2 separate regions of the Mus musculus genome follow, and region 1 is linked to region 2. A link is a loop called in an ENCODE intact Hi-C map of the cell type or tissue named here. Cell type or tissue: heart. All regions are shown on one strand. Each heading gives the region's core, and the rest is flanking DNA. Links, peaks and the distances in the headings are about the cores only.

Region 1 (11,020 bases), core at 1,082-9,081, 78 kb before region 2:
GAAGGAAGCTGGAGTGGGAAGGGCCGCAGGCAGCATAGCAGAAGCATAGGCTAGGCTGACAGGAAGCTGAGAATTCGGATTTGCTGGTTAGGCGGGTCCCACTTGCTAATTTATCCTATGGCATTTAGATCTTTTTATTCTTTAAGGTGCTTGTGTGTGTGCATGTGTGCACATGTGCCAGGGCCTCTATGTACAAGTGACAGAAGTCACTTCTCTTCCTTCCATTATGTGAGTCTGGAGGATCAAACTCATGTCATCAGGCTTGGTAGCAAGGGCTACTGAGCCATGTCCCTGGGCTCACAGCATTGCGGATGGTCTTTCTAGATCTGAATGACTGGTCTTATTTTCTCACAAAGTGTTTTTCCTGAAGGCTAAAACCACATTGATTTCTGTTTGTTGTTCAGTGCCCTGGCAATATTTGATCAGGGTTAATGTAGGTGGCATGGAAATAAAAGGAGAGGAGACTAACAGACAAGACGCAGGGCTGCCCTTCAGTCAGAGCAGTGAAGGACAGAGTCTCTCTGTGAGTGGAAGCCATGTTGGGGCTCTGGGTTCTTAGGGCTTTAAAGGGGCAGAAAAAAGAATTTTATGTAGAAAGATTTTTATCTCCAGACCTATAATCTGCTTTTCTAAGCTTCTAAACTTTGGTGGAGTCCTTGCTACACCATTCTTGCCAGGAGTTCTCATGACATGCTGAACCCAGGCCCAGAACTTCCCTGCTTGTAACTGCCCTGTGATTTCAACTCTTCCGCAGGAAGTACCCAGGCTGCCTGAGGCTTTTAGGTTTTAACCCATTCAGGAAAGATGGGTGGCAGAGGTTTATTGTGGAGGAAGAGGGCAAAGGTGGCAGTGAAGAGGAGTGGGGGAAGAGAGAGAGAGGTCAGAGGGGTCTGCCTTTTATTTGGATAGTAGTCATTCGAAGGTAAAGGTGGGAGGTGAGCCAAGTGGATTCTGGGAATGGATGATGGTTGCCATGGCCGCAGATGTGTGGGTGTCTTTCGCCTATGTGTAATGTCACTGGGTTCGAAGTCAAATCCTATTTTTAATGATGGTTCTTAAATGCTTTAACCTCCCTTGTAGCCCAGCATCCTCCAGAGGTGGTGGAAAAGAAGGGATATGAGGGGGTGTCAGGAGAGTGGACCTGTTTAGAAGGGTTCTTTGGAGCAACTCCCATCTGTGTTGTCTGGAAATCAGCAGTTCAGTTCATAGATTAGCAGCAGCAGCAGCTCGATCCTCTTGAAAGCACTTCACAGATACACCAGCAGACCAGTTCAGTAGAGTTGGGTTAGGTTCAGCAGTGATACAGCATAGCAGCAGAGATATTCAGGCCTCAGCCTCACCTCGAGTTAACAGAAGGACCAGGAGGAACACCAGGAGAAGTTCTTGGCTGTGCCTCTCTCAGGAAAGTGAAAATCAGTGAAGACATGAGACCCACAAGCATTTCACAGCTAGCTGTAGCAGCAGGCCAAGCTCTGTCTCCATCACTCCATGGTGTCCTATTTATACCCTCCAAACATCACGTGTCCTCCATGTGTCTTGCATTCAATCAGCCCAAGTCTACAGAGGCAGCAACAAACTGCAGCATATCACTAGAAGTTTTTTGGTGTGTTTCTCTCTATGGAGTCCTGACAAATGCAGCTCAACTACGAAATGTAAGGCAGACCAATACATGTGTGTTATTAGCAAAAAATCCTATATCACATGTCCTCTCATGTGCTTGCTTTAGCAGAACATCCTCTCTCCTGTGTCTGCTTCAGTGAGACATTCCTTCATGAGTCGGCCTTTAGCCTTTCACACCTGTATGCACTTTAACGAGACGTTCCTTCATGTGTTTGCCCCAGCAGCACACACCATCCAACAGACTTTCAAAAAAAAAAAAACCTTAAGTTTCCACTTCGTGGCTGCATTTTTGTAGTTGCTACCTAATACTTGGGATTTTTTTATTAATTTATTAAATTATATATGGGTAGGCACACCAAAGCACGCATGTGGAGGTCAGAGAATGACTCTCAGGACTCATGTTGCTATCCCCTTCCAACATGTGTGTGCTCCAACACGTGTGTGCCAGAGGCTGAGCTCAGGTAGCCTTTGCTTCCCTAGCACTCTGGTCAAGTGTGCTACCTATAAAAAGAAACCAGATGTGGTGGTGTGAATGGAAATGACCCCTATAGACTCATATGGAGTGTCGTTATTGAAAGTGTGGCCTTGTTGAAGGAGCTGTATCACAGAGCAGAAGGGTTCAAGCCAGGCCAAGTGACATTTTCTAGTTGCTACCTGCTGATCCAGATATAGAACTCTCAGCTGCTTCCTCAGAGGCATTATGTGCATGCCTCCATGCTTCCTGCCATGATAATAATGGGCTAAGCCTCTGAAACTGTAGGCCAAACCCAATTAAATATTTTCCTTCATAATAGGTGCCTTGGTCATGGTGTCTCTTCACAGCAATAGAACATGGACTAAGACAGAGTTGGTACCAGGAGTTGGGGTATTGATGTGACAGGCTGGATCAGGTTTTGATATGGAGGAAGGAATGTGGACTACTTTAGGATTTGGACTAGAAAAGTGATTGAACATTTTAAGCAGGGTTTATTAGGCTATCCTGGACAGGCTACCCTGGTAGAAACATGGAAGACAGCCGTGCTGAAGGTGATTTGAGCTGTGGGGGCAGAGCTCAAAAGGTTTAAGAGGAGAAGAATGTTAGTATGTGGCCTAGAGACCATTCGTATGATATTTTGGTGAAAAATACTGCTGCTTTTTGCTCTTGTCCGAAAAGTCTGCCTGAGGCTACATTGAAGAGTTTTGGATTAATTGTGTTTGCAGAGGAGATTTCTAGACAGCCTAGTGTGGACTGTGTTGTGTGGTTACTAGTGGCCAGTCTTATGCAGATCTTTAATGAAAAGGAACAAGCAGAGCAATGAAAAATACAAAATGCACAGCTTGAAGAGAAAAGGAGCACCAGGCAGTATAAACAGATTAAAGAAAAGCCTGCCGCTAAATGGATTAAGGAAGAGGTTACTTCAGAGAGAGACCCCACCCAGCTAAGCTCACAACTTGTGAAAAGGAGTTAAGGAAAAATAAAAGGAAACAAAGACACTCATAGGGCCAAGTGTGGTGGCACACACCTTTAATCCCAGCTCTTAGAAACAGAGCCAGACGCTTTCCATTTGGCCCCGGGTGGGCATCTGGCTGTGTGAAGCTACTGACCCCACTTGGTGGGGGGTGGACAAGGGGCAGCCCCCGATACCAGAGGCCCAGGGTGACACCCTCTGCCCCGGAGTTATGGGAGAGAGGGCAGAGGGAGAGAGGTTCCCACACAGCGAGAGTCCTTAGTCCGGTTCTTGGCTGGAGCACAGGAAGGTCTTCTGACGGGAGATTAAGTACAGCTTGTTAGGGGAAAGCCTATCCCATCTTCCAAGCACAGTGGGCCTTGATGAACATAGACAGTCTATGGTTTTAGAGCTTTATTGTAGAAAGGCAGGGGGAAAGAGAGAAGGTAAAAAAGAGAGAGACCGGCCATGGCCAAAAGGAGGGAAGGGGGAAAATGAGAGAGAGAGAAAAAAAAGGCTAAAGAGTAAGGGGTTAGAGAGAGAGGGAGAAATGGAGGAGAGAGAGTAAGAGAGTGAGGAGGGGCCAAACAGCCCCTCTTATGGTGGGATTGTTATCTTGTTGTTGCTAGGTAACTGGGAGGAGTCTAGCCTGAAGGTCAGAAGCTTGGGACATAGTGTATGTGACTAAAAGCCACACTTCTCCTGTGGGGGCCGTGGGGGCAGTAACTTCAACAGAAGCCAGGGGGCCAGGAGACATGAGGGAATGCCTTCTATCCATGTAGATGAAAATTATCATCACTGGATTTCACTGGGTTTCACAACCTCAACTCGACTGGAGACCAGCCTGTCTGTGCATAGCCCATTGCCCTACAATAAGATCTCCATCCATGGCTAAGGAAAGTCTCTGAGGTCAGCCATGTGTTACGGGAATCCCTGCATGGAGGCCCAGAGAGACCATTTATGAAGGTGTGAAGGTGAAGCCTGGATTGCCTACGAGATCCCAAGAAGTTGGAGATGTCAGAGCCTTGGGATACCTGCTGAGGAAAGCTGCTAAGAGGAAATGGAACCAGCCCAAGAGAAAGAAGTGGGTTTGAGGTGGAAAAGCTGAAAGGAGTTGGAGAGCTGAAGAGCCCTTTGCATCAGACATGAAGATGCAGAGTTTAGTGTTTGCCCAGCTAGGGTTGTTTTTTATTTATTTATTTTTTCCTTGATTTGGTTCAGTGGTTCCTCATTATGCTCCCTTTCCTCCATTTTATAATGGTAATTGTATTAGTCAGGGTTTTACTGCAACAGACACCATAACCAAGGCAACTCTCATAAAGACAAAATTTAATTGGCGTTGGTTACAGGTTCAGAGGTTCAGTCCATTATCATCAAGGCAGGAGCATGGCAGCATCCAGGCAGATGTGGGGCTGGAGAAGTTGAGAGTTCTACATTTTACCCAAAGGCAGACAGAGAAGACTGGCTTTCAGGCAGCTAGAATGAGGGTCTTAAAGCCCATGCCCACTGTGACACACCTATTCCAACAAGGCCACACCTACTCCAACAAGGCCACATGTCCAAATAGTGCCATTCCCTGGGTCAAGCATATTCAAACCATCACAGTAATGTTTTTTTTCCTACGCATGGTATGTTGGAACTATGTGATCTGCTTTTTTCTTTTGATTTAAGAGTCTCCAGTGAGTCTCAGAAGAGACTTTGAACTTTGGACATTTTAAATAGTGGTGATACTGTGATAGACTATAGGAACTTTTGAAGTTGGACTAAATGCATTTTGCATGATGATATGGCTACAAGCCTATGGTAGCCAAAGAGCGGAATGTGGTGGTTTAAATGAAAACGGTCCCCATAGACTAGAGTACCATTATTGGAAGTGTGGCCTTGTTAGAGGAAGTGTGTCACAGGGGGACACAAAGGGAGCTTTGAGGGTTCAGAAGCTCAAATCAAGCCCAGTGTCACCCTGTCTTCCTGCTGCCTGCAGATCCGGATGTGAACTCTCAGCTTCTTCCCAGCACCGTGCCTGCCTGCACACCAAAATGTAAACTGAACCTATGAAGCTGGAAGTCAAACCCAATTAAATGTTTTCTTTTAGAAGAGTTGGTGTGGTCCAGCTGGAGAGATGGCTCAGTGGGTAAGAGCACTGACTGCTCTTCTAGAAGTCCTGAGTTCAATTCCCAGCAATCACTTGGTGGCTCACAACCATCTGTAATAGGATCTAATGCCCTCTTCTGGTGTGTCTGAAAACAGCTGCAGTGTACTCATATAAGTACAATAAATATGTCTGTTTTTAAAAAAAAAAGAAAGAAAAGAAAAGTTATTGTGGTCATGGTGTCTCTTCACAGCAACAGGACACTGAGCATGACCCCTGCGGAGATTCCCCTGTAGCAGGTCTTCCCTACATAAGCATAAATAAGTGTAAGGGTCCATGATTCACTGAAGAATTACACCCCTCTCCAAGAGTATGTAAAAGCAAAGAGTGTTTTATTCTTCAGAAGTCCAGCAAGCTGGGATCTCCCATTCCAAGATGGAGACAACCAAGTGAGCTCGCAGGCCCTATTTAAAGCATACTAGGGGAGTTCCAGGAAGGGAAAGGTGACCTCTATCATTGACTCCATCTCTAGGGACATTCCAGAACCATTGCTGGGGAAGTATGGACACAGTTGCTGACCCATTGTCCTTGCCTCAGGCCAGGTGGCAGGGTAGCCTCTGAGGCCTGGACTTACCTGGACTTGCCCAGTTCTTGGAAACAGAGATTTAGGCCTAGTCTCCTGAACTGCCAATTTGAAGGCTGTCATAGAGTCAGCCTGTCTCATAAGACCCTGACTTCCATCCCCAGCAGCATATAAAAGCCAAAACTGGGGAGGCAGAGACAGAAGGATGCCTGGGGCTTGCTGGCCAGCCAGTCTAGCTGCCTCTGCAGGATACAGGTTCTCTCATGGAGAGAACCTGCCTCAAAAATTAAGCTACAGGGTGATTGAGGAAGACAACTGATGATAACCTCTGACCTCCACACTCAAATGAACAAACATCTACAAAACCAGGTTTTGGCTTTTCCCTTGGGGATCCTTTCCTCTCTCTTCATGACTGCTCTAGCCTAGTTTGTCTTGGTGTAATGAAACACTGGTCAAAGTCAACCTGGGAAGAGTTTATTACAGCTTAAGGCCCTTCACTGAGGGATGCTGAGAAGGAATCAGGAACTGACTCACAGACCATGGAGGAATGCTGGCTTGCTACCCCAATGGCTTGCTCAGCTTGTTTTTTGATACAACCCAGGACCACATGGCCAAGGCTGTCACCTCCCCCCAGTGAGCTGGTCCCTCCCATATCAGTCTCCAGTCAAGAAAATGGCCCTCTCCCCAAACATGTCAATAGGTCAGCCTGATGGAGGCAATTCTTCAGTTAAGGGTCCTCTTCCCAGGTGACTCTAGTTTCTGTTTAGTTGAGGAAAACTAAGCAGCATTCTAACTAAACCTCCCCAGACTTTGTTTATACAAAAGCAGCCGGAGCTCCACTCTGCTCCCACAGTCAGAACTATCTGCAGGAGGAAGAGGCCTGCAGGAGAAAGAGGCCTGCAGGAAGAAGAGGCCTGCAGGAGGAAGAGGCCTGCAGGAGGAAGAGGCCTGCAGGAGGAAGAGGCCTGCAGGAGAAAGAGGCCTGCAGGAGAAAGAGGCCTGCAGGTCTGGCCTTGGTTTTCTTTTCTTTTTTTTTTTTTTTATTTTTTTTATTAGGTATTTTCCTCATTTACATTTCCAATGCTATCCCAAAAATCCCCCATACCCTCCCCCCCACTCCCCTACCCACCCACTCCCACTTTTTGGCCCTGGTGTTCCCCTGTACTGGGGAATATAAAGTTTGCATGTCCAATGGGCCTCTCTTCTAATGCTTTCCATTTCCCTCCTGCCGCAGTCAGGAAACACCTTCTGCAGGAGAGATGTGAGCTGCTCTTTCCATAGCCACCATTGGGGCTGTCTTGCTTTCCCTCCAGCTCCCTGGCAAACACTGAAATGTTTACACAATGGAGTACTACTCAGCTATTAAAAAGAATGAATTTATGAAATGTGTAGGCAAATGGGTGGACCTGGTGGGTATCATCCTGAGCGAGGTAACACAATCACAAAAGAACTCAAATGATATGTACTCACTGATAAGTGGATATTAGCCCAGAAACTTAGTATAGCGAGATATAAGGTACAATTTGCAAAACACATGAAACTGAAGAAAAACGAAGACCAAAGTGTGGACACTTTGCCCCTTCTTAGAATTGGAAACAATCACCTATGGAAGGAGTTACAGAGACAAAGTTTGGAGCTGAGACAAAAGGATGGACCATCTAGAGACTGCCATATCCAGGGATCCATCCCATAATTAGCCTCCAAACGATGACACCATTGCATACACTAGCAAGCGTTTGTTGCAAGAACCATGATATAGCTGTCTCTTGTGAGACTAGGCCGGGGCCTAGCAAACACAGAAGTAGATGCTCACAGTCAACTATTGGATGGATCACAGGGCCCCCAATGGAGGAGCTAGAGAAAGCATCCAAGGAGCTAAAGAGATCTGCAACCCTATAGGTGGAACAACATTATGAACTAACCAGTACCCCGGAGCTCTTGACTCTAGCTGCATATGTATCAAAAGATGGCCTAGTCGGCCATCACTGGAAAGAGAGGCCCATTGGACAGGCAAACTTTATATGCCCCAGTACAGGGGAATGCCAGGGCCAAAAAATGGGAATGGGTGGGTAGGGAAGTGGGGGGGGGGGGCTTTTGGGATAGCATTGGAAATGTAATTGAGGAAAATACATAATAAAAAAAAGAGAGAGAGCAACCTAGCTGTACTTGTCCTGTCTTTCCTGACAGCAAGTGTTTAAAATGCTTGCAGGTGTCAGGGACCAGTGTTGAATAGAGCTTAAAGCATTTTGGCAAACTTTTATGGCAGTTTCAGTCTTGGCAAAAATTTGTTCCAATGGGCTAACTACAGCAAACTGTGGGACCCCATATTAGAAACCCTTGCCAACTACATTCTAAGTGTTTCTGTGTGCAGATGACAAATACTTTAAGACTGTCTTGTTGTCATGCAGATGCCACCGGCAAGTAAGTGCAGCCCCTGCTACTCCAGGGCTTGTCCTTGTGAGGCAGGCACTAAGCTCCAGGGGGGTACTGAGTTAGGGAGGACCTAAAATATGACACAGCTGGGGTCCACATGGCTCAGAATCGCCAGGTCAGCCTGGAGGACCTGGGAAACCTTGGACGGTTCAGATCTAGCACCTCAGGGCTCCGGGAGTGCTTTCACCACCTGAGTCCATATTGCTTTGTGTTTTCTTTTAAACACTCTTTTCATCGAGTTTTAGATTGTTCTCCAGACTCTTCACTGAGAGAACTCTTTGATTCTGAGATAGTACTATGCCAAGTGATATCTTATTTTTGTCACGTTATTGTAGCATAGGACTGAAGTGGAAACTTCTAGTTCTTTGGAAAATTAGTTATAGCAAGTGAAGTTTTGCTGGGGGCACACAGGTGAAAGGATAAGACTTGCTTTAGCAAACCCGTGAGAGGACACTTGAAGGAATACAAATATGACCCCAGAGACAATGGGAGACGAGCACTGAGCCTTGCTATTTGTAGCGAAAGACATGCATGTATTGGTTTGCCTTGAGCTCAACTTGTGCTCCTGGGGTTACTGCAGCAGCTTGATGCTTCCACTGCCTTGCCTCGGGCCAGTTGGTGAGCCTGGCAGTTTCCTTAGGATTGAACGACACCTGCCTGGTGTCTGCTTGCTGAAAGGCCTGGACTGTAGCTGCTGGTTTGTGCCTGGGGTCTGTCTGCCTAGAGGACTGGTCTGCAGCTGCTGAGTTGTATTTGGTGTTTGCTACAGGACTGAACTGCTGCCCAAGATCAAGCTCACCCCAAAGAGTCATTGAACAGGTCCACTTCCCCCCAACCTAGTAACTTGTCTCTTCCACTACCTCTGCTGAGTGGTAGGCTAGAGGAGAGACTGACCCCTTATTTAAAGTAGGTTGCAAAAAATTTATGCCTACATAGGACTGTATTTCAAACCATATCTTCTTTGAGGTGTTACTATGCTCTGATCATCCTATCTACAAAAAGATCATCCTATCTGGGGTTGTAACTGTTCATATGCATGCACAGAGAGCCATGGAGGGGCACCTGAGTATCCACCTACTCTCTGCCACCTGTCCTATGCAACTCATCCCTAATTGCAAGTGGTCTCAGAGAGAGCTAGAGTGTATATAGCTCAGGAAGATACAGGGAAGTCAGGAGTGCTCTATCTAAGTGGCTATGGGAAAGCTCTCATCCATAATGTGGAAAGACTTTCCAGTCTGACTTTGGGTGGGGAAGAGAGCACCCACACTCCAGTAAGTAAGCCCTTATTCATCTATGCTCTGAAAGCCCAGTAAATTCATGGTTTCCCAAGGAGAACCGTGGCAGAATTGTACCTAGGTTTGTCTTGGGTGGAGGGATAGACTTGAGAGTGTTTTTGATTGTGTTTCCCCAGAGAAGGAGTTTAGCAACAGTTGTTGAGTATAGATTTTCTGCTGACTTAGTTGCTAGCTTGTAATGAGAATAAAGGCAATCAATTGTTTTTAGTTTTGGACTCACGTCCTTTTACCTTCCCGGACTCATCCACTCTGACAATTTTTCTCTTGATGATCTTGAGACTCCTGTGAAAATGATGCCAGTTGTGAAATATGCCTCTTCCTAGATCATTGGTTTTCCTTTCTATCTCCTTAAGGCCTCTCCTGCCTCTGTAATTCTATAGCATGGTAGGGAGAGCAGACGCCTTGTCTTGTCCTATTTCTTAAGAGCACAGTTTCTTTGTTAAGTAATATGTTAGCTGTGGGGTTGTAGAAGGTGGTCTTTATCAAGCAAAAGAAATGCCTTTCTTTCTTTCTTTTTTTTTTGGGGGGGGGGGTTGGTTTTGGTTTTTTTTTTTTTAAGATTTATTTATTTATTATATGTAAGTACACTGTAGCTGTCTTCAGACACTCCAGAAGAGGGCGTCAGATCTTGTTACAGATGGTTGTGAGCCACCATGTGGTTGCTGGGATTTGAACTTTGGACCTTCAGAAGAGCAGTCGGGTGCTCTTACCCACTGAGCCATCTCACCAGCCCCCGGTTTTGGTTTTTGAGACAGGGTTTCTCTGTGTAGCCCTGGCTGTCCTGGAACTCACTCTGTAGACCAGGCTGAACTCGAACTCAGAAATCTGCCTGCCTCTGCCTCCCAAGTGCTGGGATTAAAGGCGGGCGCCACCACTGCCCTAAAAGCCCACTGAAAAGAGGCAAAAAAGTAACAGCTTCCTTCTTCAGTGTCCTTCTATGTGGGCTGCCACCAGAAGGTATGGCCCAGATTTAGTGTGTCTTCCCTCCTCAAATAATCCAACCAAGAATATGTCTTATAGCTCTTGACTTTTAGTTGATTCTAGATGTAGTCAAATTGGCATCCAAGATTGGCAATCATATGCAGCAAGTCTCCTAACTGCTAAATCACAGGCCATTTATGGGACAATTTTATAACTTTTAAAATGACAATTGTATTTTCCATTTCCTCCTTTTCTGTATAGACTCTTTAAATTTTTAAATTAATTCTGTATGTGTACTGGGGGTGCATTCACATGAATTAGCACACATATGAAGCTCAGAGGACAACTTACAGAAGATGATTTTTGCATTCTACCATACGAATCCCTGGGATTGAACTCCGGTGGTCAGGCTTGGCAGCGAGTACCTTTATTCTCTAATCCACCTCACCAGCTCATCATCATCATCATCACAGCACTGGGATCTGTCTTAGGGTTTCTATTGCTGTGATAAAACACCATGACCTTTTAAAAGCAAGTTAGGAAGGAAGATGTTAATTTGGCTTTCACTTCCACATCCCTGTTCATCACTGAAGGAAGTCAGAACAGGAATTCAACAGCTAGGGAGGGGTGCTCCTTACTGGCTGGTTTCTGT
Region 2 (11,020 bases), core at 947-8,946:
AACCTGAGTGTAAATCAGACTGTGACGCATCTGCAGAGGTAGAAAGTTGTTCCTGTCCTGGATAAGCACCTTGTGTTGCTTGGAAACCCTGCAGCTGTCCTGTCTCTGTTCCCCTCTACCTCTCCCTTGTCCAGTGTAAACACTGCTGGACCTCTGGGCACATGTGTTCCAGGTCTGGGTTCTGAATCTGTAGATGCCAGACTTCACTCTGGCAGCCCAGGCTTTGGGAAGCACTGGTGCCCACGGGATAGTAAGCGCTAGAAAGAGTCCAGAGAGAATAAAGAGCCCAACTAAGACAGTCTCACTGTAACCTGGGTCCTCTGCTCCACCATAGGTGCCTATGATCGCTTCCTGCCTTATATTCTCATGGGAAGTCTGACCATCCTGACAGCTATCCTCACCTTGTTCTTCCCTGAGAGCTTTGGTGTCCCTCTCCCAGATACCATTGACCAGATGCTAAGGGTCAAAGGGTAAGAGACTTTCCTCCTAATTGTGGATTCATTGGGTCTGGGCCTGGCCAGTTCTTATGGGTCTGCTCCTTAAAGTAGTGCTCCCTGAATACCCTGTCTCACAAATACCTTGACTACCTTGACCATGGTGCTATCTACAGCAATGACCTGATCCTGTGTGAGCAAGTGTCCTTGTGAATGCCAATGAAAGCAGCAGCTCTGAACTACAGGGACCAAGAAAAACATCAAAATTTGCCTTGTGTTTTGTTTTGTTTCTCTCCTGATCTGGTTTACCTATTTTGATACTGGTAGGTATCTGTTTAAAGTTTGTTCCTAACATTTGTTTTTCTTGTTTTAATAGAATAAAACAGTGGCAAATCCAAAGCCAGACAAGAATGCAAAAAGATGGTGAAGAAAGCCCAACAGTCCTAAAGAGCACAGCCTTCTAACACCCTGTCCAGAAGGCAAAAAACTGATTGGAAACCTTCATGTTGTCAGAAATGCTCTCCATGACTGAGGGCTTTTCTGTTCTGTTAACCTTGTGTCTAACATGCTCATGGATTGGGGCATCTGTCCTGGAGAGTCACCTTCCTCTAGGGCCACCAAGGCTAACCAAACAGCTTGCACGTCCCATCACAGTGGTGGATGTGGGCCTTCCAAAGAAATGAATGAGTCTCTTGAACAAGCAGGACTTGGAAGACTATGAGAAACATCTGCTAGACATGCTTTGTTATTTTTTAAGACCTGATAAGGGTGCACATAGAACAGCAGGTCTTTTTCCCTCTCCTTTCCCTAACTGCAGAACTTACAGGAAAGGAATAAGTGTCCCTCAGGGGCAGTGTGCTTGTCTAGGATGCACCAGAAGGAAACAAAAATTTCTTTTCAGAAAATAAGTGATTCCATTGATAGTTTGATTTCTCGTCTTTTCTCAGTTAAAAAGTTTTAACTGCAACACTCTTAACTCGTGACATAACAAAGACTGAGGGAGCCCAAAGGAGACTAAGGTGGAGGCTGGTCCATAAAGCAGACAATGTGTTGACTGTGACTGCTCAGTCCCACAGCCAGGTACTGTGTGTGTGGTCAGGGTCCTGGGCTTGTCCAGGCCCTGTGAGAAATCTACTGTTGAGGCCAAGGCTTGTCTTCCACTGCTGTGTAAATCAAAATTCTGGCTGCCAGCCACTTATCTGTGTCTTGAAGGAAATGTATGGATAACAGAGTGTCCCTTCCCTCTCCCAGCACTGTCATGGGGAGTTTGTTTGTTTGTCATCTGCTGTTTATGTCTCAAGCTATTTGTCCCTTAGCAGAAGCTTGGGAACTGCCTGTGTTCCCCAGCCCAGGGTCACCCTGGCTGGTGTGCAGTTACCACCATACAAGGCCTTCCCAATCTTAGCCACTAGAGCTGCTCTGAGTGCCAAAAATAATAACACTATGCTTCTTCCTTTTACGATGTATAATCATGAGGAAAATTACAAGAAAGAAATGTAAATTGTGTCACAGTCTCTCAGAGTAGCTGGCTGCAGTCGTGTCACATCGGTGGGTGTTTTGTGTTCAGTGTGATTGTCTTCTCTTCTGATTATGTTGCCATGGTGCTCCGAAAGCACATGCTTCACCCACTTACAATACAAAACAAACACCAAACCTGTATTTTGTGAAGGCTACTGAAGTGCCTTGGGCAATGAAATGGTTTTAATAAACAATGATTTTTTTTTAATAATACCAATTGAATACAATCTTTATTCCTAGAATTTGATGGGTTCTTGCCACACCAGAATGCAACTCTTCTATAGGCTAATGGTAGCAGTGGTTTGAGGTTTAAATTGAACTCATACTGTACAGTAGGCATCTACTTAATATTGACCTCATTCCACTAGCCTGGTACACTTAACCTAGGTGTCCTTGGAAACAGCCCAGAGTTTCTGAACAGTTACATACTTTACTTGTAAAAAGGACTCTGAGGAGCAGGCATACAGAAGAGGGAAAGAAGGAGACCCATTTCTAGGATGCCTTCTAGGGGAGGGCAGCACTAAGGAAAGAGGGCTACAGTGGCATGAATTTCTGAGGAACCTGGGGAATACATTTCAAAGACATCTGCGCCAAGGAGAAAAATGGGGAGCACTTGCCTATCACCACCCACTCAAAAGACAACATGGGGGGCATCTGTGCCCCACATTCTTAGTTTACACAGGCATGAGTCACACATAGAGCCTGTCTCTTGGATGGAAAGCAGGCAGCTATACACTGCAGACCCTAGTGAGGCCCTTCAGGCTGCACCTCAGCAAAGCTGGCCAGAAGCTGCTTGAGCCCTGTCCTTGGAGCTACTGAGTCAGTGGTAGGGCAGACAGCGTTGAGCTGGGGGTGTACAAGACACATACGATGTTGATGAAGAGTTTGCCACAGAGTCATCTGTGCTTCCAGTATGAGTGGATCTAGGTCCAAAGCTCACCTGCTAGTGGACAACATGGCACATGCCAAGCAGGGGCCTCTGGCTCAGGAGTAATATAGAGCAGCACATCTAGAAGATTCATTCGGTTTCCAGTCCCCTCAAACCAGGTCCTGAGCTGGGTTCCTGATGACCTGCCTGCTCAGGAGCCCCAGATTGTGAACTGCGATCCTGCCTACCATTTCTGCTGTGAGTGGTCAGTTCCTGCATGGCTTTTATCCTCGGTGTCTGATTCAGTCATTCGTGATCTCCTAAGGCAAACACTACTGCCTGAATGCCTTGTGCTCTCTCTGTGTGGGGAGGGGGCAACAGCCCAAGTCCCTTCTCCTGAAAACCCTCACCGCTGCACAGGCCTGCTGAACATACATAGCCTGTTTCCACTGGAGCCATGACTTTGGGAGGACTGTTCAGGAGAGAGGCATGTGAGCGATGATGATCCAAAGGCCTGTGGTCACTGAAGCTGCCAAACACACAGACAGGAGGGACAAAAGATGATGGAGAAAAAAAATTCTTGAAAAACCAAAATCTCACCATAGGTAAACATAAGGCCAGGATCATAGTATAGTGGTGCATATCTGCTGTGCCAGTTTGTAAGATGCTGAGATAAGATGATGCTTAAAGTTAGTCTGAAGCTTTCTTCTGGTCTCCATAGGCAACAGGCAGACATGCAGACAACTGTGCGTTACCCACAGAGCTGCCTCCTCCCTTGGCAAGAATTTTCATAATTTATCCCTTAATGAGAAAACTCTCAGAAAAAATGCTTGCATGTTCCTGAGATTGAAGCCAGGACCTTAAGCATGCTGTGCGTGTGTACACATGTGGCAGGACTTGTATGTACAAGTGACAGAAGTCACGTCTCTTCCTTCCATTATGTGGGTCTCAGGGATCAAACTCATGTCATCAGGCTTGGCAGCAAGGGCTACTGAGCCATGTCCCTGGGCTCACAGCATTGCGGATGGTCTTTCTAGATCTGAATGACTGGTCTTATTTTCTCACAAAGTGTTTTTCCTGAAGGCTAAAACCACATTGATTTCTGTTTGTTGTTCAATCACCAGCACTGGCAAAATGGCTGCATTTTGTTGTTGTGTTGTTGCTACTTAGTGTTTAGGGTTTTTGTTTTGGTTTGATTTTGGTTTTGTTTCTGTTTTTTTAATTATTACACTTATTTATTCAGAGGAACATGGAAGGCACATGTGTGGGGGTCTGAGGATGACTTTCGGGGGTCATGTTATCCTCTCCTTTCCAACACATGGGTCCCAGAGAGTGAATCACTGTGCCACCCCACTGGCCTGCTACCTACAACTTATTGAATGAAGTGTATGAAAGATGTAAGCTTCGCATTCTTTTTTTATATAACAGTGCTAATCAATGCTAAAACACTGAAAATCTGGTGAATTTTTTGGTTCCACAAGCTAAGAACCAAATATAGACTATCAGAGATAGCAGAGAATCCTGCTTCCTTGTCAGGTTACTGTATATAAAAAGTATATACTAAGCTAAGTATAGCTAAGTAGATGATCCCAATGCCAAGTGCTTACTACTTAAGCATGGGGACCTGCCTTCCATCCCCAGCAATCATGTAAAAGCCAATACTGGGGAGGCAGAGACAGAAGGATGCCTGGGGCTTGCTGGCCAGCCAGTCTAGCTGCCTCTGCAGGATACAGGTTCTCTCATGGAGAGAACCTGCCTCAAAAAATAAGGTACAGGGTGATTGAGGAAGACAACTGATGATAACCTCTGACCTCCACACTCAAATGAACACACATCTACAAAACCAGGTTTTGGCTTTTCCCTTGGGGATCCTTTCCTCTCTCTTCATGACTGCTCTAGCCTAGTTTGTCTTGGTGTAATGAAACACTGGTCAAAGTCAACCTGGGAAGAGTTTATTACAGCTTATAGCCCATCACTGAGGGATGCTGAGAAGGAATCAGGAACTGACTCACAGACCATGAAGGAATACTGGCTTGCTACCCCAATGGCTTGCTCAGCTTGTTTTTTGATACAACCCAGGACCACATGACCAAGGCTGTCACCTCCCCGCAGTGAGCTGGTCCCTCCCATATCAGTCTCCAGTCAAGAAAATGGCCCTCTCCCCAAACATGTCTAAAGGTCAGCCTGATGGAGGCAATTCTTCAGTTAAGGGTCCTCTTCCCAGGTGACTCTAGTTTCTGTTTAGTTGAGGAAAACTAAGCAGCATTCTAACTAAACCTCCCCAGACTTTGTTTATACAAAAGCAGCCGGAGCTCCACTCTGCTCCCATGGTCAGAACTGGCCTGCAGGAGGAAGAGGCCTGCCAGTCTGGCCTTGAATTTCTAATGCTTTCTATTTCCCTCCTGCCGCAGTCAGGAAATACCTTCTGCAGGAGAGATGTGAGCTGCTCTTTTTTTTTTTTTTTTTTTTTTTTTAAAGATTTATTTATTTATTATATGTAAGTACATTGTAGCTGTCTTCAGACACTCCAGAAGAGGGAATCAGATCTCGTTACAGATGGTTGTAAGCCACCATGTGGTTGCTGGGATTTGAACTCTGGACCTTCGGAAGAGCAGTCGGGTGCTCTTACCCACTGAGCCATCTCACCAGCCCCGAGCTGCTCTTTCCATAGCCACCACTGGGGCTGTCTTGCTTTCCCTCCAGCTCCCTGGCAAACACTGAAATCTCTTACCTAGGGTACAGACCGAGGCCTCCACCCTGCAGGACATATGCAAGCTACAGAAACGAGAAGCAAGTGACTCAGAGCCACTACATGGTTCATTTGGGTTTTCACTCCAGATTTTGGTCTGCTCTTTCTGAGCTCTGTAATAAAAATGGTTTTATATTTGTTCTTCTCACACATACATATGCACACCCACACATGCACACATAGACGTGCGCGCTTGTGTGCTTGCTCTCCATTTTGAGAGAGGAGAGGGGGAGGGGGGAGGGGGAGGGGGAGTGAACTAACTGTATTTGTCATGATGATGTTTCCCAACAGCAAGTGTTTTCAGGTATTCTGGGCCAGTATTGGGCAGAGCTTAAAGAATCTGGGAAAACTTTGTGGTAGATCTGCCTTGGCAAATATATATTCCAAAAATATATAACTACAGCAGCTGATTGTGGGGTTCGGTTTTTTGTTTGTTTGTTTTTTGTTTCTGATCACATGAAGGATCTTCCTTTTCACCCAAGTGCTTTATATATGTGAGTAATGTGGAACTTGATAGTCAATGTCAGCATCTTTCTCAATTGGCACATTAACTTATTTTGTGTATGTATGGTATATATGTATATATATATATATATATATATATATATATATATATATACACATACATGTGTGGCTGTGCATATGTGTGTGTTTGTATGCATGTGTGTGCACACACAACATGCTTGTAGGCCAGAGGTTAAAGTTGAGGGTCATTTTCCTTTTTATTTTTAATTTTTCAACATTTTCCTTTTTATTTTTAATTTTTCAACATTTTTATTTAGTGTGTTGGAACAAGCAAGCTTCTGCCACATGCACGTACGATCAGATGTCAACTTGTGGCAGCTGGTTCTCTTCTTCCATTACGTGGAACCTAGAGATTAAACTCAGAGGCCTAAGGCCTGGTGACAGGTGCCTTCTCAGGTAGTTTGGCTGGCCAGTACACCCCAGAGACTCTCGTCTCTGCCTCCCTGATGCTGAGAATACAGGTACTGTGCGTGTCCAGCTTTTTGTGAGGCTTTGGAGACTCAGCTCTGGTTCTCATGCTTGCAAAGCAAGCACTTTGGTTTTTGTTTGTTTGTTTGTTTTCGAGACAGGGTTTCTCTGTGCAGCCCTGGCTGTCCTGGAACTCGCCTCACTTTATAGACCAGGCTGGCCTCGACCACCCGCCTCTGCCTCCTGAGTGCTGGGATTAAAGGCGTGTGCCACCAAGCCCGGCTCAAAGCAAGCACTTTCTGACTAAATTATCTTCCCATCCCCTCACTGATTTGTTACACGTCTTACTGCCTGTTACTACATACCTAGTCTTACATAGAGAGTCTAGTTACTAGCCATTATTTATAGCAACAAGAAACCTTAAAACACTTAACAATTGTTACACAGTAAGTCTTCACAGTGTGGTTCTCAACCTAGGGCCACCCCCTTGGCAGCCCTCTGTTTCCTCAAATATTTACATTATGGTTTATAACAGAAGCAAAATTAGTTATGAAGTAGCAACACAATCTTATGGTTGGAGGTCATCACAACATGAACCGTATTAAAGAGTTGCAGCATTAGGTTGGTTGAGAACACACTGGTACCACAAGGTCGAGGTCTCCCCCACCAAGGGCAACTCAGTGCCAGTCAACCAGGCCAGCACCCAGCCGCACCAGCCCAGCCCAAACCGCTGCCACTGGTCAAGTCCAGCCCAGAGCACGGACACTTGAGTCACTGGTGGTCAGCCGGGTGACTGCGTGGGCCAGTGTTCCCGGGGCTTCGCAGCAGCACCGCCAGCCCTGCTCTGTGAACGCGGGCTCGTGCGTGTGCACTGCCCCGCCAGCCCACAGCGCCCGCCCGTGGGCTGTGTTCGCTCATGGTGCGCTCGGGCCAGTCCTGCCTCCCCTAGTTTTCGCTTTCGCTTTTGCTTTTAATAGCTTCTCCGAAGAGAAACAAAGCGGCGGCCACGACGGTCGACTGTCACGACGGGTGATGGGCTCGGAGGTGAGGGGAGAGGAGAGCGGCCGCCTGAACCCCGGGCCCACAAGAGAGGTAAGCGCAGCCCCGGCCGCTCGCGGGCTCCTCCTTGCGGTGCTGGTGCCAAGCTCTGGATCCACGCGGGTTACAGGGACGCCTGGCGTGGGGCCAGGAGAGCCTTAAGCGTGGCAGGGCTGGGGTCCGAGTGGCTCAGAACCACAAGACCAGGCAGGAGGATCTGGGAAGCCTGGAACTAGCACGCTGAGGATATTGCAGTCCTGGGTCCAGTGGTGCGTTGGCCACCTGAGTGAGCTTCTTTTTGTAGCGTGCGCACACACCTTCCTCTGTCCCTCTCCTCTTCTCCTTCCTTCTGTCTGTCCCTCTCCCACACTCTCATCCCCCATTTCCTCTTCTCTCCCCATTTCTGTAAAAATCCTTCTGATCCCATGTTGCCTTTTGCAGACCCCCTCCTTATACACTCTTTCATGGGAGTATGCATCTGAATGCAGAACCCACTGCCCCACTTGAGCTCACAAGGAACTCAACCTCCCCTCCAGCCTTAACCTGGCAGCCTTAGCCACTGAGCTGCCAAGGTTTGTGCACCTGTCCTACCTCCTGAGCGTTACAAGACCCTGCAAACGCAGCAGCTTACCTTTCGTGATCATAGACATTAAGACTAGGCTAGAATCAACCCTCCTTTCAGTGAGTGTCCTTCCCCTAAGTGAAGTCTGAGGGTCATTATGAAGGGGCCATAGCCCATGCCAGCAAAGATGGACAGGGACCTTCCCAGACCACAGATCAATCTCCTGTCTCCCACAGAGGAATGAAAAATGGTGGCTGTTTTGTCTTGCCTTTGGTGATGTATACACACTTAGGTGTGAATACTGGACTCCATCCCAAACGCTGGAGACAGCCCCTGCCCTCAGGGCATCCACCTTCCCTGGCAAGAAAAACTGTACAGATATGGTTCAATAGAGAACACCTACAACCCCAGCACCCTGGAGGCAGAGGCAGAGGGGTATCTGAGTTCCAGGCCAGCTAAGTTCCAGGTCTCAGCCAGGGCGACTTAGTGAGGCTGTTGTACAGCAGAGATGAAACACATGGCACGAGTGACAAGAGCTAAAAGCAAAACGACCAAGTCTTCAGGTGCCTGCTTATATTTGAGTGACAGCTTTTTGCCTGGCTTGTGTGTGGTTGGCAAGAACGCGCTTGAACTCAACTTGTGTCTCCATAGATGTCATTTCCACCTAACCGCAGGGATCTGACCCTAGGTCCGCAGCTGAAACAAAACTTGATCTGAACCTTAAAAGCGGGGTCTGAATTTGAGAAAGATTGCCAGATGTCCTAAGATTACAAAACTCTGGATCTTCGCTGCCTTTAATCCTCGGATGGTATAGGGAGGCACTGCTTCTAACACATTCTGCTTTAATGTGCCAGAAAAATGAGGTTGTTATCTCTCATTTTGTGGCTTGCTTTCTTTCACAAGCTATTCCTTTTCTCCAGGGCTCCTTTCTCTCCCTCTGAGCCAAATTGAAGCAGCAACCATGGAAAATAAATAACCCCCCCAATATTGTTTTCTGATAAAAATGAGCAGAGTGCATCACAATGACTACGCCATCTGGTCTTAGACTTGCGGGGCGGTGCGGGGCGGTGCGGGGCGGTGCGGGTGGGGCCCTCCCAATTCTGTCTCTAAACACGTTTGGTTTCGCTTTTGGCTGTGGACAAAATTTTTATCAAATGCTCATTCTGTATTTGGCAAGGTAATCTTGTGATCACCTCTCCCTGCCAAGTTAAAACAACATTAAATTGAGCAGCATATCCTATTTTCTGTATTCAGACACAGCTCATCTAGGATAGAGATCTGCTCATTGGTAGTTGATAGGACACTCATGTGGGCCTGAAAATATGGGAAAGAGATTTTAAAATCATATAAGTTGATGTCTGTGTTAAAGGGAGATTTACCGGAGTGGCTTGCAGCTTGTGGTCCAGGTAATACAGCAGTGGCTGCCTCCTGCATGGAAGGCCAAGATTCCAGTAGCTGGTCAGTCCATGAGACTGGATGTCTTTGCCGTCCCCATCTTGTAGTGAACCCCCAGAGGATGCCTAGAGAGCTGCTAGTCTTCAGTCGTTGTTGCACTCCTGAAGCAGTGGACTCTAACAGCAGCAAAGGAACCAAACTGATGCGCTCGCTGTCCAGGGAGAGTGAGGGCAGGCAGAAGGCAAAGCTTCCTTCCCACCCCCACCCCCCCTTTTATATGGACTTTCACCAGAAGGTGTGGCCCAGAGTCAGGGTGAGTCTTCCCACCTCAAATAAGACAATCAAGAAAATTCTCACCAGTGTGCCCAGCTGCTTGGGTTCTTGTTGATTTCTAGATTTGGTCAAGTTAACAACCAAGATTGGCCATGGAGCAATGTGCTTTTAGTTGATGAGCCGTCGATCATTTAGGTGACAGTCTTATAACTTTAAAGATGTCAGTTCATGTCGTCCTTTTCTGTTTAGACCCATTTTATTTTTAAATTAATTTTGTATGTGTATTTGGGGGCCGGCGCGTGTGCCTGACTTGACACACATATGAAGGTGAGAGAGAAACTTAGCAGCTGATACTCCCCTTCTATCATGACACCTGGGATTGAACCTGTCATCAGCTTGATGGCAAGTACCCTGGCCTGATGGACTTCTCTCCGCCCTGCTAAACCTCTTTTATTTATTTATTGGGGTTTTGCTTTGTTTTTAGTTTTCTGAAACAGGGTCTCACTATGTAGCTCTAGCCATCCTAGAACTCACTATGTAGATCAGGCTGGCCTTGAACTCACAGGAATCTGCCTGCCTGTGTGGTACAGCACTTGAGAGTAAGTGCTGTGATTAAAGGTGTGCATCACCGGCTGGAGGTTGGTTCAGAGCACTGACTGCTCTTCCAAAGGTCCTGAGTTCAATTCCCGGCAACCACATGGTGGCTCACAATCATCTGTTACGGGATCTGATGCCCTCTTCTGGTGTGTCTGAAGACGGCTATAGTATACTTGTCATATTTTTAAAAATAAATAAATAAAATCTTAAACAAACAAACAAACAAACAAAAGGTGCGCATCACTACACCTGGCCTGTAAGCCTCTTTGAAGAAGGAATTCTTGTCTTGGTTATTCTCCACTAGTCAGCTTTGTCTTCCATAGCTCCTACCACGCTGATTCAGGTGTTATACTTAGTATTCATTTCTCTATATTTTGTTGGTTACATGAATTTTGTAGTAGATTTAAACAGTGTATGTGTGTTTATGAGAGAGGAAAGTTCACTCCTGCTTCTGTGAAACACTTTCTGTAGGCAAACAAGATCACAGTGGTGGTTCTTTTTCCTGGACCATTTCCTATCTCTTACAAACATAGTTCTACAATTTTCCAAATTATGTAAGTCATAGGCCACACACACACACACACACACACACACACCTCTATTTAAATGGGATGCCCTAATTTATCCAGTTTCTAACCATAAAAATTATTTTA

Evidence for each region. Hi-C counts contacts between places; a loop is a spot of excess contacts. Peaks named below come from ENCODE experiments on the same cell type or tissue, not always from the same donor. Only the 100,000 strongest peaks of a DNase experiment are listed, where the experiment ranks them.
Region 1: it touches region 2 in a loop (26-fold over the local background); 15 of 42 quality-filtered maps call a loop at or near these places.

What each region holds. Positions count from the first base shown.
Region 1 is chr11:53,933,431-53,944,450 of GRCm38, reverse strand. No RefSeq gene overlaps it. Among named protein-coding and RNA genes, the nearest start is that of Gm30927, 41 kb to the left of the region's middle. In heart, for the core only: no CTCF peak of the experiment used is centred there; no DNase peak of the experiment used is centred there.
Region 2 is chr11:53,855,687-53,866,706 of GRCm38, reverse strand. Slc22a5 (solute carrier family 22 (organic cation transporter), member 5) reads left to right here. Exons shown (of 10, transcript NM_011396.3): 9 at 335-470; 10 at 811-2,165. The coding sequence ends at 898. It overlaps Gm12216 (predicted gene 12216), which reads left to right and starts at 7,451. Exons shown (of 4, transcript NR_033332.1): 1 at 7,451-7,594. In heart, for the core only: CTCF peaks have their summits at 7,396 and 7,604; DNase peaks (open chromatin) are centred at 7,516, 8,176 and 8,646; H3K4me3 peaks cover 834 bases; H3K27ac peaks cover 438 bases; H3K27me3 peaks cover 877 bases.